Linked DNA regions of Mus musculus: region 1 is linked to region 2. A link is a loop called in an ENCODE intact Hi-C map of the cell type or tissue named here. Cell type or tissue: left cerebral cortex. All regions are shown on one strand. Links, peaks and the distances in the headings refer to the core of each region. The heading gives the core; the rest is flanking DNA.

Region 1 (6,097 bases), core at 655-5,654, 230 kb before region 2:
TGAAGGGCTTAGGCAGCCTGCTCTCAGTTTGTGCATCAAGATGCCTTCCCAGAGACCACCTTTTACAGTGGAAATGTACCAGCCACCTCCCTGGACATTAAAGATAGTGGTTTGTTCATATGGAACAAATACCTCAGTCTCTACTAAAACTTCTGACTAGGCACATACATTACCTTAGAATCTTTACCAAAGGTTAGAATACATGTCACTTTGTAAATAGAGGCAAAGGAAAATGAGTGAATTCTCCCCTGTCTAATGGTCTTCACATTGGTATTTATAAGCTGAAACAGTGTTTAAAATAGCCAGGCCCATTACTCTCTTCCCTCAGTAGACTTAAGCTTATGAACTTCAAGAACATACACAGCCTTTTAATAAATAAAAGACATACTCATTTCTATCAATAGTTAAAATTGAGGGGTATCCTTTATTTTTTTCAGTCTTCCCAAATTGCAGTCATGTACTGTATAAGGAAGCCTGCTCACCCGTAGACTGGGATTATGATAATACTCCCCTGAGATAAATTTGCCCAAAGACATCACGTCCATCTCAGTCTGTGTGAGTGCCTGATGATGTTACAACAAAATCCCCTCAGGTGCATTCTCCGGCCACATACTCTGAAGTAAGCGGTCGGTGCATGTGAGTGGTTTTGATTTTTGTTTTCCTGTCATAATAACTAAAATAGGATCCCATTTCTGTCTTACAAGAACATGCAGTGCCTGGTTGAAACTAAAACCTCCTAGGATTGTTGTATGCTTGCTCTGAGTGTTCCTTATGCTTTGGGTATTAGGCATGAACAGCACATCGATCCATATTCTGCCTGGTGAGGCACTGTGAGTGGACGGCAGGCCAGGCAACTATTTGCATAATGAGGCCATCTTCCTCTTGTCTCACATAGGAAAGCGGTACAACCTTGCAGATGTGTCTGCCGCAGTGTGCATGAGCCTGGGCCTGATCTGGTTTACCCTCGCTGACAGCACAATTGCACCAAACTTTAATCTGACAGGTGAGGAATGGATTTGTATCCCTAAGTTGAATTTTATTTTGAATAAGAATTTGTAAGATTTCTTGAGGACTCTAAATGATGTTATAATGTCCGTGGGTCCCACACTTAACAAGGCTCTCACTCGGACTTTCCAATGATAGGAAAAGTATCGCAGCTCTAGCGCTGTGACGTGGAGGTGCGTGACTAGAGGCTCCAGGTGCATCAGTAGCTGCCAGACATGAGAGTCGGCATGTGTGTGCTGATCTGTACCTGCACACAGAAGTTGTGGGGAAATCATGATGATATAAATTAGAATTATTTGTGTGTGATTTAAGTTTCCTCCAATGTGTGCTATACTAACTTTTGTCAATTAAAATTTATATTTTTCAAAAGCCAAATAAGTCTTTCAATATGTCCAGGGATAGAAATAGGCACTAGAACACTGTCTAGTTTAATAATCATTCAGATAAGTTGTTTGTGGGGCATTTACTACATGTACAGTATACTTACTAAGTTTTACTAAGAACACAGTGTTGACTAAAATTACACTTAAAGTTTCCACATCAGAAAAACAAAAACAAAAAAGCACAAGAGACCAAGCAGAAAGGCAGTATTGGAATACCAGCAAGCTCACTGTATAAGCTAATTATCTCCATAATGAAAATACCGGTTACATTAGAGCCACACTTGTTTTCATCAGTCAGACCGGTTATCAGTCAGTCTTCTTAGCCTTAGTTACCAGCCTGTTCTCCGTGTTTAAATAGAACGAGTTGGGCCTGGGGGCAGCCCTCTAGCAGCCACAGTCCTGGGGGCTTGGGGTCTCAGCTTTCATCGGAACCTCCCTGCATATACAGAGTGTTCTCACAGTCACACCTCTCGCCGTCAAGAGTCAAGAATTTTCAGGAAATCTTTATTTTTACATCACAGACTTTCATTTCAAGAGGTTGCCTGAAACAGACACCATCGGCTCTTCTAGTTGAAAAACAAAGTTAGAAAAGGCACGAATTTGCAATGAGTGAGATTAAATTTAGTAAAAATATAACCAAGAATTTCTGGGTGACTTGCAGTCCCTTTATTCTCCTTCTGTAGTATGGAGAGAACACTTTGCCTCCTACAGAGCTGGTGGGAGGAGAGGAGGAGATGGCAGAAGGTGTGGGAACCATTTTTCATGCTGTTCGAAGCTTGCAAATAACACTCCCCCCTACCCTGTGGCCAGGCTAACGGTGTGCTTGAGGTGATCATAACTGTGTACTCATTCTGTTTATAAACTGTATCCTAGTCCTGTTTAAATTTAACCTTTACGAAAAACAGTGAAATCAACCTCTCTATGTTTCGGACTCTCTGCTGTACAGTATTCACTACTTCTTGGTGACCCATTTATGCTTCTGACTGTACTGTACTGTGTGTGTGTGTGTGTGTGTGTGTGTGTGTGTGTGCGCGCGCGCGCGCACGCGCGCGCGTGTGCGTGCGTGTAAAGTTGAGTGTGACTAGATGGAAAATGATTCTCTGGAAACTAGGAAGTGTTGAAAGCAACACTTGGCTATAGAATGATAACATTTGGGTGTGGCAGGGTGTGCTGTTCCAAGTCAATAGAGTCAGAAAAGCACTCTCCAAACGATTAAGACAAACCTTACCCACTCCGTGTACTCACTCCCTTTCAATAGTCCATTTGCTGTGCTCTTTAGTAATTAAGAACGATGGTCTTCGTTTGAAAGAAGAGATCGTATCAACAGATATCAGAACTCTCCAGAACAAATCAGGCCCACTCTCGGGTAAAGAGCACCAAGGGTTAGTTGCTTTTGTCTTGACTTTATGTGACATCACCTCAGGGCTGAGAAAACACACACACACACACACACACACACACACAGCAGTGAGAGGGCAGCAGAGGGACGGGCGGGACAGCCAAGGAAGGTGCACCTCGGGCACTGGGAGCTTCTACGTCCTGAGTTCCATGACTACATTTGGGAGAAATACAACCCAGCATACTTCATGAAAGAAACTGGTGGGCACTGGTCCCCTCTGCTTTTAGAGCAGCGGTTCACAGCTGACCCTTTGGGGATTGAATGGCCCTTCCACAGGAATCACGTAGCAGATACCTTGCATGTCAGAGATTTGCATTACCATTCATAACATCAAAATTACACTGAGGAAGTAGCAATGAAAATAATTGTATGGTTGGGGGTCACTACAAATGAGGACCTGTACTGAAGGGTCACAGCTTTAGGAAGGTGAGAGCCACTGGCTTACACTTCAGCCTGTGAGGCCATGAGACCACAGAGAGAACTGTGACTCCCTTTCCTTCCTATGTGAGGCTCAGGGATGACGGTTGGTCGTTCTCATGAACACCTGTGTGCTGCTTCCTAGGAGTGAGTGCTATCACCCAAACTATGCTATTTAGTGTGCGATAACTTAATCCTGTTCACATTCTCCTCAGGACATGAAAGAAAGGGACGTTTGCTTATATGATCAGCTACTGGGACAGTTTGACTGGCAGGCTAACGAAGTCACTGTTGCATTAGATGCAGCTGAGACATCTGCGGAATCGAGGGCAGATCCTGAGCTGGAGCTGCACTTGTCAACTGCGCTCCCTGGAAAGCGTGGGTCGGGGAACATGAGTACGACTTATAGAGGAGACAGTGTAGAGTTCCAGGCAGGAGCCATGCCCCAGAAGTGACCTTGGCAAATGCCCGTGTGTTCCTTTTAAATTGAACATTTTAGAAAGACACTGTGTGTGTGTGTGTTTTCTCTAAATATTGGGTGTTTCTCTTTTCCCCTTCTGATCGTTTGTGCAGCTCCCAGTCCCAGTAGATCGAAGAGTTTCTTTCTCCTACACTTGTTCTTCCATCACACCATCCTTGCTAAAAGGAGAACTGTGATGAGTGTGGTCCTGATGGCAGCATTAATCAGTTTGGTGGTGTCCGTCTTTTTTATGTTAATATCATTACTGTGTGCCTACCAAAGCAAGCTACAGATCAGAGTAGGCAGCATTCCAGCCAAATGGGAGTGACAGCATGCTTTTGATTTTGTTTAGCCCAGTTAGATTTCTGGCCAACCTTGCTTCCCGTCCGCGTGTTTAAAGAGGATCACTCTCTTATTCCTTGAAGGTGTGATGCTTATCTCCCTGGCGCTGTGTGCAGACGCTGTCATTGGGAACGTTCAGGAGAAGGCCATGAAACTGCACAATGCTTCCAACTCGGAGATGGTGAGGACCCCAGCACTTCCTCGAGTCTGTAAGGCGCACTGCTGGTTTTATGAAATAGCTACAGTGCCAAAGACTTAATGTGCATTTTAATCTACTTTATCACTGACGTGAACATAAGAATACTGTGGAAGGTCAGAAAAAAGGTCAGAAAAAAGCCTGTCATTGCTAAGAGCTCATTGTATAACTGATCAATATTTTTCTCATTAATTTCGGTAATCTTTTATCTGTTTACAAAATCCTCTGTGACATTGTTTTTCTTCTGTTTGTGTTCCTCTTTGGGTTATACTCAATGTGGAAGTTTATAATTCTTATTGATGGTTTCTGGCTACATGTCAAAGCCTTTTCCAACTCAAGATTTTAAAATTTTCATCTATGTTACTTACTAGTTTTATAATTTCCAATTTTTATTAAATAGTTCCTGCTAAAACCCAATTCTGTATATTACACATCCCACCCTTCCCACTTGTTTTAGATGCCTTTAAAAAAAAAGATCTCACATCCTCACAGAAGCGTCTGAACTGAATTCTCTAACCTTGATATCTGCCTCCACCCACAGAAACATGAGCAGCTTCATTCATTCCCCATCATTAGGACGAGTTACTAGAAGCCTCCCATAAACTAGAGATTCCACTGGGATTGTGATTGGTGGGACATTGACTTCTAAGTTAATTTAGGGACATGACATCTGTACATAATTCTCTCAGTGTAAGACCAAGGTCTTTCCTTCTATTCAAATGTCTTTTAAAATATTTTTATTTTATTTTTAACTGTATAATATTAGAGGGAGAAAGTGTGTGTGTGTGTGTGTGTGTGTGTGTGTGTGTGTGTGTGTGTGTGTGTGTACTAGTGCATGAAGGTAGATACCAGCAGAGGTCAAGATCCCCTTAGAGTTGGAGTGTGAGCCACCCAACATGAGTACTAAGAACCTGACTTTGCAATCCACATTCTTAATTCCTAAGCTATTTCCCTAGTCTTCTAAATTGTGTCTTTTAGATGCCTACTGGATTTTAAAGTATTCTAAAGATAAAAACATCTTCTGGTTTTGTTTTTATATAGGAAAATGTGTTTGTGTGTGTTGGTGTGTGTGTGTGTGTCTCTGTGTGTGTGAAAGAGAGAGAGACAGAGAGATAGATAGAGAGAGACAGGCACACAGACAGACACAGAGACAGACAGACAGCAAGAGCATACTTGCTTTGCTGTTCAGGTGGAACACACTACATTAAAGCAGCTATGCTTCCTGTTGCTGTCGGGGCACAGCATGGGGCATCATAAGTAACATCTCCATAACAGGAACCTGAGCTTTGGAAGGCATTTTTGTGATCGCTTGTCACTCTTCATGGCTGGGGTAAAGATGGCCTTAGAATTAAGACCAAGCAGGTCACCTGGAAACTCAAGGTAGCCAAGAGGTCCACAGGCTTTAAACTGAAGTCTTGGTTCCTATCCTAGGATACTTCTGGCTCTCCTTTGGGGTGGTTACAATCTGAAGCTTCAGTGTGTTCATTTGAAAGTCAAAAGTTTTACTTGTGAGAAGTCCACACATGCTGGGGAGCATAGCTGACTTGTAGCAGGCATATCAGTTAGACGGTGTTTGACACACCGCTCGGTGAGGAGGCTAAGAAGCTGGAGTGAAAGTGGCTGGGGAAATTACAGTGATGATTCTCATATCTTTTACACCCTCCAATGTTCAGGGTATTTTTTCATATCTTATAAGTAGCTTTAAGGATTTTGTCGTGTTCATGCTTTTAGAGTGATAAAATCTGCTTCAATAAGTAAAATATAAAAGTATATGGAAGGGTTCATATGCCATGGATTTTTCGTTATGTAATGCTATATATGCATTTAGATACTGGTTCATGGGCCACTAGAATCAGCCATTATTTCTAGAAACTTGAGCCATAGGGCAGTGATAA
Region 2 (6,097 bases), core at 591-5,590:
AAAGGATCATAGGCTAGGTTTGGTTGTGCTTACCTATAATCCCAGAACTTGTAAGGCAGAGGCAGGAGGATCACCCAGACTGAGCAACATAACAAGACCCCACCTTATTAAAAAAAAAAAAAATCAGGAGAAGAGAGATGGCTCAGCAGTTAAGAGCTCACACCCATCTTCTGTAGGACCCAACTTTGATTTCCAGCACCCCACTTGATGATCTGCATTTCTGCCTAGCCCCTGGGATACCATAGTGCCAACCTGCCACTCATGGAAGGCAGAATGAAGTCTAAGATAGGGATGCAAGTCTGTGTTCTTCAGGTTGAGAAACAGCAAAATCTGGTACGGGTACTGTGGCTCTCAAACTCCTGAGTACCCAAATTCTGCTGGGGACTGCAAGGAGTTGAGAACAGAGGTCCTCAGGCTCATGCTGAGCCTGGGACTGCTTAGGGATGAGTAAGTGCCAGGAGTATGGAGGGACTTCTATAGGAGACTGGGGAGTGGTGTATGGGGAAGACCTCCCTGGGGTCAGTCCTTGATGAAGGAGATGACTCTTGCTTATCCAAACTGTTTTATTCATGGTGGATGTAGATATATACCTCTTACTTATGGTGAATCAGAGATTAAATACCTTTTACAGGAAGGAATGCCCAGGAAGAGAAGCTCATTAGCTAAACCCTGGAAGTCTATCTAGATACCACATTAGCAGAAAGAATCTAGGGTTTTATAATAGGTGACCAGTTGTCATAGTCCTCTTAGTGAAGTATCATGGTCATATGTTCCAAGGCAGATAGTCTGGCCAGGAGCCTAACACCTACAGTCCTCAATAATGAGATTTACTGGGGTTTTCTAACCTTAACCAGTTCTGCTTAGTGGCACAGTTTCATTTGTCCCAAACCCACCCACAATAGTTAATAACTCCAACTTCAAAACTCCAAGGATCCAACACACCTCTACACACACACACACACACACACACACACTAACTTTAAATAACAAAAATTAATCAAAAGTTGTAATTAGATGTAAAGACAAATACCTATTTTCCTCACCATTGACTCTTGCGTATTTTCAAATATTTATCCTTTTCATTGCTGTTACAGTGGCCCCTTTAGTCACGCCTCAATAAGATCCCTCTAATTCTAGGTAACGGTAAAAAGTTTACGTCAATCCATTGAAAGATGACGTACTACTCCCCCCACTTCTAATTGTGCTGGAGCAGCCATATGGAATTTCCAGGGCTGCCATAAAAGAATTCCACAACCAGATTACTTAAAGCAATAGCAACTTCCTGATTCACAGTTCTAGGAGAGTCTGGGCTCATAATGTCCTCAGGGATACTTGGTCTTTGAAAGCTCTAAAAAGAATCCTTCCTTGTTCCTTCAAGCCTCTGGTGGTGCTGATGTCTGCCCAAGCCTCTTCAGTTTTTAGCTGTGCCCCTTCAAGCTCCACCTCTGCTGTCATATGGTCCTCTACCTGCAGATTACTCACAACTTTATGAGGACACCAGGCATACTGCATTAAGACCCTACCCCACTCATGAATGTCCTCTCCTTATATACTTATATCTGTAATGATCCCATTTCCAAATAAGGGCACAGGACAAGATACAAAGGCCTGGGATTTCCAAGTGTGTCTTATAGAGACCATAGTTCAAGCCATAATACGAGCTAAATCAACTGATTGTTCTTATTCTTATTTTTGGAGGGCTCTACTATCTAATTGTGTGTGTGAGATTTGTGTCAATGTGGTCCTGTCCTGGTATCAAATTAAGGTCTCACTGTTCACACGATAGCCACAGTGACCTTTCAGCTGATTTGTGCTCTTCCTTCAAGCTCTCTCCTCTTTCTCTGCTCCTTCCTTGACTAATACTGCCTGTCCTCAGTCTCCCTATGCCTGCTTACCCACAACACCCTTACAAACCTTCAATCATCCTCCTGCATTAGTTTCCTTAAAATCCATGCCAAATGCCCATGATGGATGAAGTTGTAGCTGACCTAGTCCATTCTTCTTTGACAAACGAATTGCTATTTGTAGTGATTTGAATAAGAATGGCATCCATAGATCTGTATACTTAGATGCTTGGTCCCTAGTTGGTGGAACTGTTTGGGAAGGAGATGTGGCCTAGTTGGAAGAAGTATGTCACTAGGGTGGGTCTTTGAATGAGCCCATACCATTCCAATTAACTCTCTGCTTCGTGGTTATGGATCAATATGCAAGCTTTCAGCTACTGCTTCACTGTCATGCCTGCCTGTCTGCTATCTTGCTCCCTGCAATGGTGGTTGCAGATGGGCCCTTTGAAAATTACAGTCCCCCACCCCTTGCCAACTCTCTTTTATTTTGGTCATGGTGTCTCATCACAGGAATAGAAAAGCAATTATGATACTATTCTTATCCAACTGACCTGAGTCTCTTGCTCAACCCATCTGTCTATGCTTTAGAAATGCCTAGATTAGATACGACTAGAGTGAACCCATCTGTTGCAAGTCTTTCCCTCTAGGTAGAATGCTGAGAAATGGTTAGTGTTTATGAGGTAGGACTTAGCACAAAATAATGATGGTACTGGCCTTGGAAAGAACAGGTCAGGGCGTGGAGAGAAAGCTCAACACCTGTATTAGTCAGGGTTCTCTAGAGTCACAGAACTTATGACTAGTCTCTAGATAGTAAAGGAATTTATTGATGACTTACAGTTGGCAGCCCAATTCCCAACAATGATTCAGTCGCAGCTGTGAATGGAAGTCCAAGGATCTAGCAGTTACTCAGTCTCACGCAGCAAGCAGGCGAAGGAGCAAGAGCTCGAGCTAGACTCCCTTCTTCCAATGTCCTTATATTGTCTCCAGCAGAAGGTGTAGCCCAGATTAAAGGTGTGTTCCACCACACCTTTAATCCCAGATGAAAGGCGTAGCCCAGATTAAAGGTGTGTTCCTTAAACTCGGAGATTCAATCTTCTGGAATCCATAGCCACTATGGCTCAAGATCTTCAAACCAAGATCCAGATAAGGATCTCCAAGCCTCCAGATAAGGGTCACTGGTGAGCCTTCCAATTCTGGATTGTAGTTCATTCCAAATATAGTCAAGTTGACAACCAGGAATAACCACTACAACACCCAAGAATCCACTCTTTCAGAGGCTCTGGGCACCCATGTTTCCCAGCACCCATGTCAGCTGACTCACAACCATCCATAACTCCAGCTCCAAGGGATCCAATGCCTGCTTCTAATCTCCAAGGGTATACACACACATGTGATATATATTCACACACACACATACGTAATCCTTTTTCAAAACAGATATTTACTTTAGGGAAAATAAAGGAGTGGGTCTGACTTGTTGAACCTTTCACAATCTCACTCTGGCAATCACGAGACCTCAAAGCTCTGGTCAAAACCCAAGCAAGCAGAGTTGCCTAAATTGGACTTTTAGCTTCCAGTATCCAAGGTCAATCAATGATGTCTTGTCTTTATCATTCATCCTACCTTAGGTATTTTGTTATAGTAAAGGGAAGACTGACTAATGCAAACTTGGTTGTGGACCTACTATGAGTGGTACATTTGCATCATGTCCAGTTCCTAATGGTCTATGTCCCTCTTACTGTGACCCACTGGTTCAAGACTCCAGAGGAAGGGCGAGTGAGATGGCTCACTGGTTAGGAGCACTTACTGTTCCTGCAGAGGGCTCAGGTTCCATCACTGACATGGCAGCTCAGCACTACCTGTAACTCTGGTTCCAGGATATCTGAGACCTTCTAGCCCCTGTGGGTACCTACATATACGTGGTGCACATATATTCCTGCAGGCTCAAACACACACACACACACACACACACATACATTAAAAAGATATAAATCCTCTTTTAAAGATTTCATAAGAGTGGAGGAAGCCACAGAAGAAAGAGGTCAAAGGATGGAAAAATGGTGGTATTGGTCTAGCCACAATCCTTTCCTATTTTTATGCAGCCACCACCTCAGAGCAGTAAACCATTTGTTTAATCACTACGCTTTTCCCTGACTACAAGTAATAAAATGCTGTACCCTCTAAAATAATTTCCTAGCTACTTGCTAAGATTCATCTCTGACATTTCATTAAATATGATCATTTAACTGTACAAGTACAAATGCATTTTTAATTTAGCTTACTGCAGATATTACAGATGTGGGGAAATGAATTCCTGTTGCTGTAGGAAATATATATCATTCACATATGCGTGCCACAAAAGAACAAATTATTAAAAATTACTGAAACTTCTATGAAGATTTATATTTAACTTTTGCATTTCCAATCTCCATGTTATTGTGGAAACATAGTGAGCCAGTTTGTCGCCCGTGATTTGATGAGGAGTGTGTGGGCGGTTCTGTAGGGATCTTAATGAACAGCACTTACTTCTGCCATTGGCATGCTGAGGTACTAAAGGTGATGGTATTTGAGTTTCAAGTGTGGATTATGAAGTTATCATACTTACCATTAAGCAGTGGGTTATTGATCTCAATGCAAGAGAAAGAAAGAAAGTGAGGAAGAAGAAAGAAAGAAAGAAAGAAAGAAAGAAAGAAAGAAAGAAAGAAAGAAAGAAAGAAAGAAAGAAAGAAAGAAGGAAGGAAGGAAGGAAGGAAGGAAGGAAGGAAGGAAGGAAGGAAGGAAAGAAAGAAAGAAAGAAAGAAAGAAAGAGGGAGGGAGGGAGGGAGGGAGGGAGAGAGAGGGAGAGGGAGAGGGAGAGAGAGAGAGAAGGAGAGAAGGAGAAAAAGAAAGAAAAATTGCTCCTATCTATGCAGAAATGAAGCTCAAGCTGCTCTTTAGTGGGAAAGGGCTAAAATGTAAGCCCATGTTCTCAGTGCATATGGTCACTCGGTTTAGAACAGCTGAGAGAAAAAAATGGGCTCATTTTTTAGACTTCAGCTATAAAATCAAGAACGTACACTTTGCAAACCAGCAATTATTATCTCCTTTTGTGTGAGGTATTTCCACTGGATGTCCTTTCACTACTTTGAAAAAGGCAAGCGTCTATATAAAAAAAATTGTATTTTAGAGAGAACGAAAGCAAAAAAAATAGAGATGTGAAATAGGAGAAAAATCTCTTCTGAGAAAACAAGAGACTCAACACTTCCATGCACTTAAAAAGCTAAGGGAAAAAAAATAAGTCAAAATTGGTGATACCACTGAAATAAAAATTAAAAGGTAAGGGTAGTGAGAAGGCGCATTCTTCTCAGACTGTTCTTGCACATGGTTTTGGATCTATGTTCAGACCATGGATTCCAGGGCGATGATCCCATACCGCTCCTCTGTGTGGGTTCTAAGTTATGCAATAAGTTCAAGATTTTAAGTTTAGAGGGGACCTTTGGGATCATCTAGATTAGATCTGATATAGGTACTTTCCGTCTCTGAATAAGCAAAATGCCTTCCCTCTCTCCTTTACCAGCACCAGGAGGGGGATGTCTCCAGCGACAACTGATAAAGCAGAATTCATGAGAAGTGATGGCTCCCAAATTCCCAAATGCTTATGAGTGATAGCAGAGAGTCTTGGTTCATTGTGTGTAGCTATAACAAAAGGCCCAAGGATGGGTAACATATAAGTGAAAGAAATTGAGTTGTCTCATGGTTCTGATGGTTGAAATTTCCAAGGTCCCTGATTGCACCCTATGGTAAAAGTGCATGCCAGAAGGTTTTCATGGTCAGAAAAGAACCAGGAGTCAGGTGAGGGACCAGCCTTATATCATAACAAATAACTCTCTATAGAACTAATTTACTGAGACCTGCATCGATCCTTTAATGAGGGTAGTCATGATTCAGTCACCTCATTGCCACTCAGTAGACCTCATTCCTTAATGGTTCCCCCCACCCCCATATCACTACATTGAGCACCAATTCTGCCTTTGAGCCTTTGGGGAACAAAAACCACATCTAAACTGCAGCATCTCTGCTACTTGATGAAGCACTTAGGCCAGCCGGGAAGAGCTTTAATTTGTGTGCTGCAGGCTCGTGTGATGCTGGCACTTACAAATGTTATGATGTTAGTCCCTTTACAAGTGATGGCACTGAGTAAGCCTGTGTGCCTGGGAGGAATGTAGCTGATCAGCAGCAGTGACGGGGAACGTAACCGTCCCAAAGCCATTGGG

The links. Hi-C counts contacts between places; a loop is a spot of excess contacts. Peaks named below come from ENCODE experiments on the same cell type or tissue, not always from the same donor. Only the 100,000 strongest peaks of a DNase experiment are listed, where the experiment ranks them.
Region 1: it touches region 2 in a loop (4-fold over the local background); 2 of 42 quality-filtered maps call a loop at or near these places.

Annotation. Positions count from the first base shown.
Region 1 is chr13:38,937,965-38,944,061 of GRCm38, reverse strand. It overlaps Slc35b3 (solute carrier family 35, member B3), which reads left to right. Exons shown (of 10, transcript NM_134060.4): 5 at 896-1,003; 6 at 4,090-4,187. Among named protein-coding and RNA genes, the nearest start is that of Slc35b3, 20 kb to the left of the region's middle. In left cerebral cortex, for the core only: no CTCF peak of the experiment used is centred there; DNase peaks (open chromatin) are centred at 2,056 and 3,604; H3K27ac peaks cover 395 bases.
Region 2 is chr13:38,706,715-38,712,811 of GRCm38, reverse strand. No RefSeq gene overlaps it. Among named protein-coding and RNA genes, the nearest start is that of Eef1e1, 51 kb to the right of the region's middle. In left cerebral cortex, for the core only: no CTCF peak of the experiment used is centred there; DNase peaks (open chromatin) are centred at 2,346, 3,222 and 4,847; H3K27ac peaks cover 1,753 bases.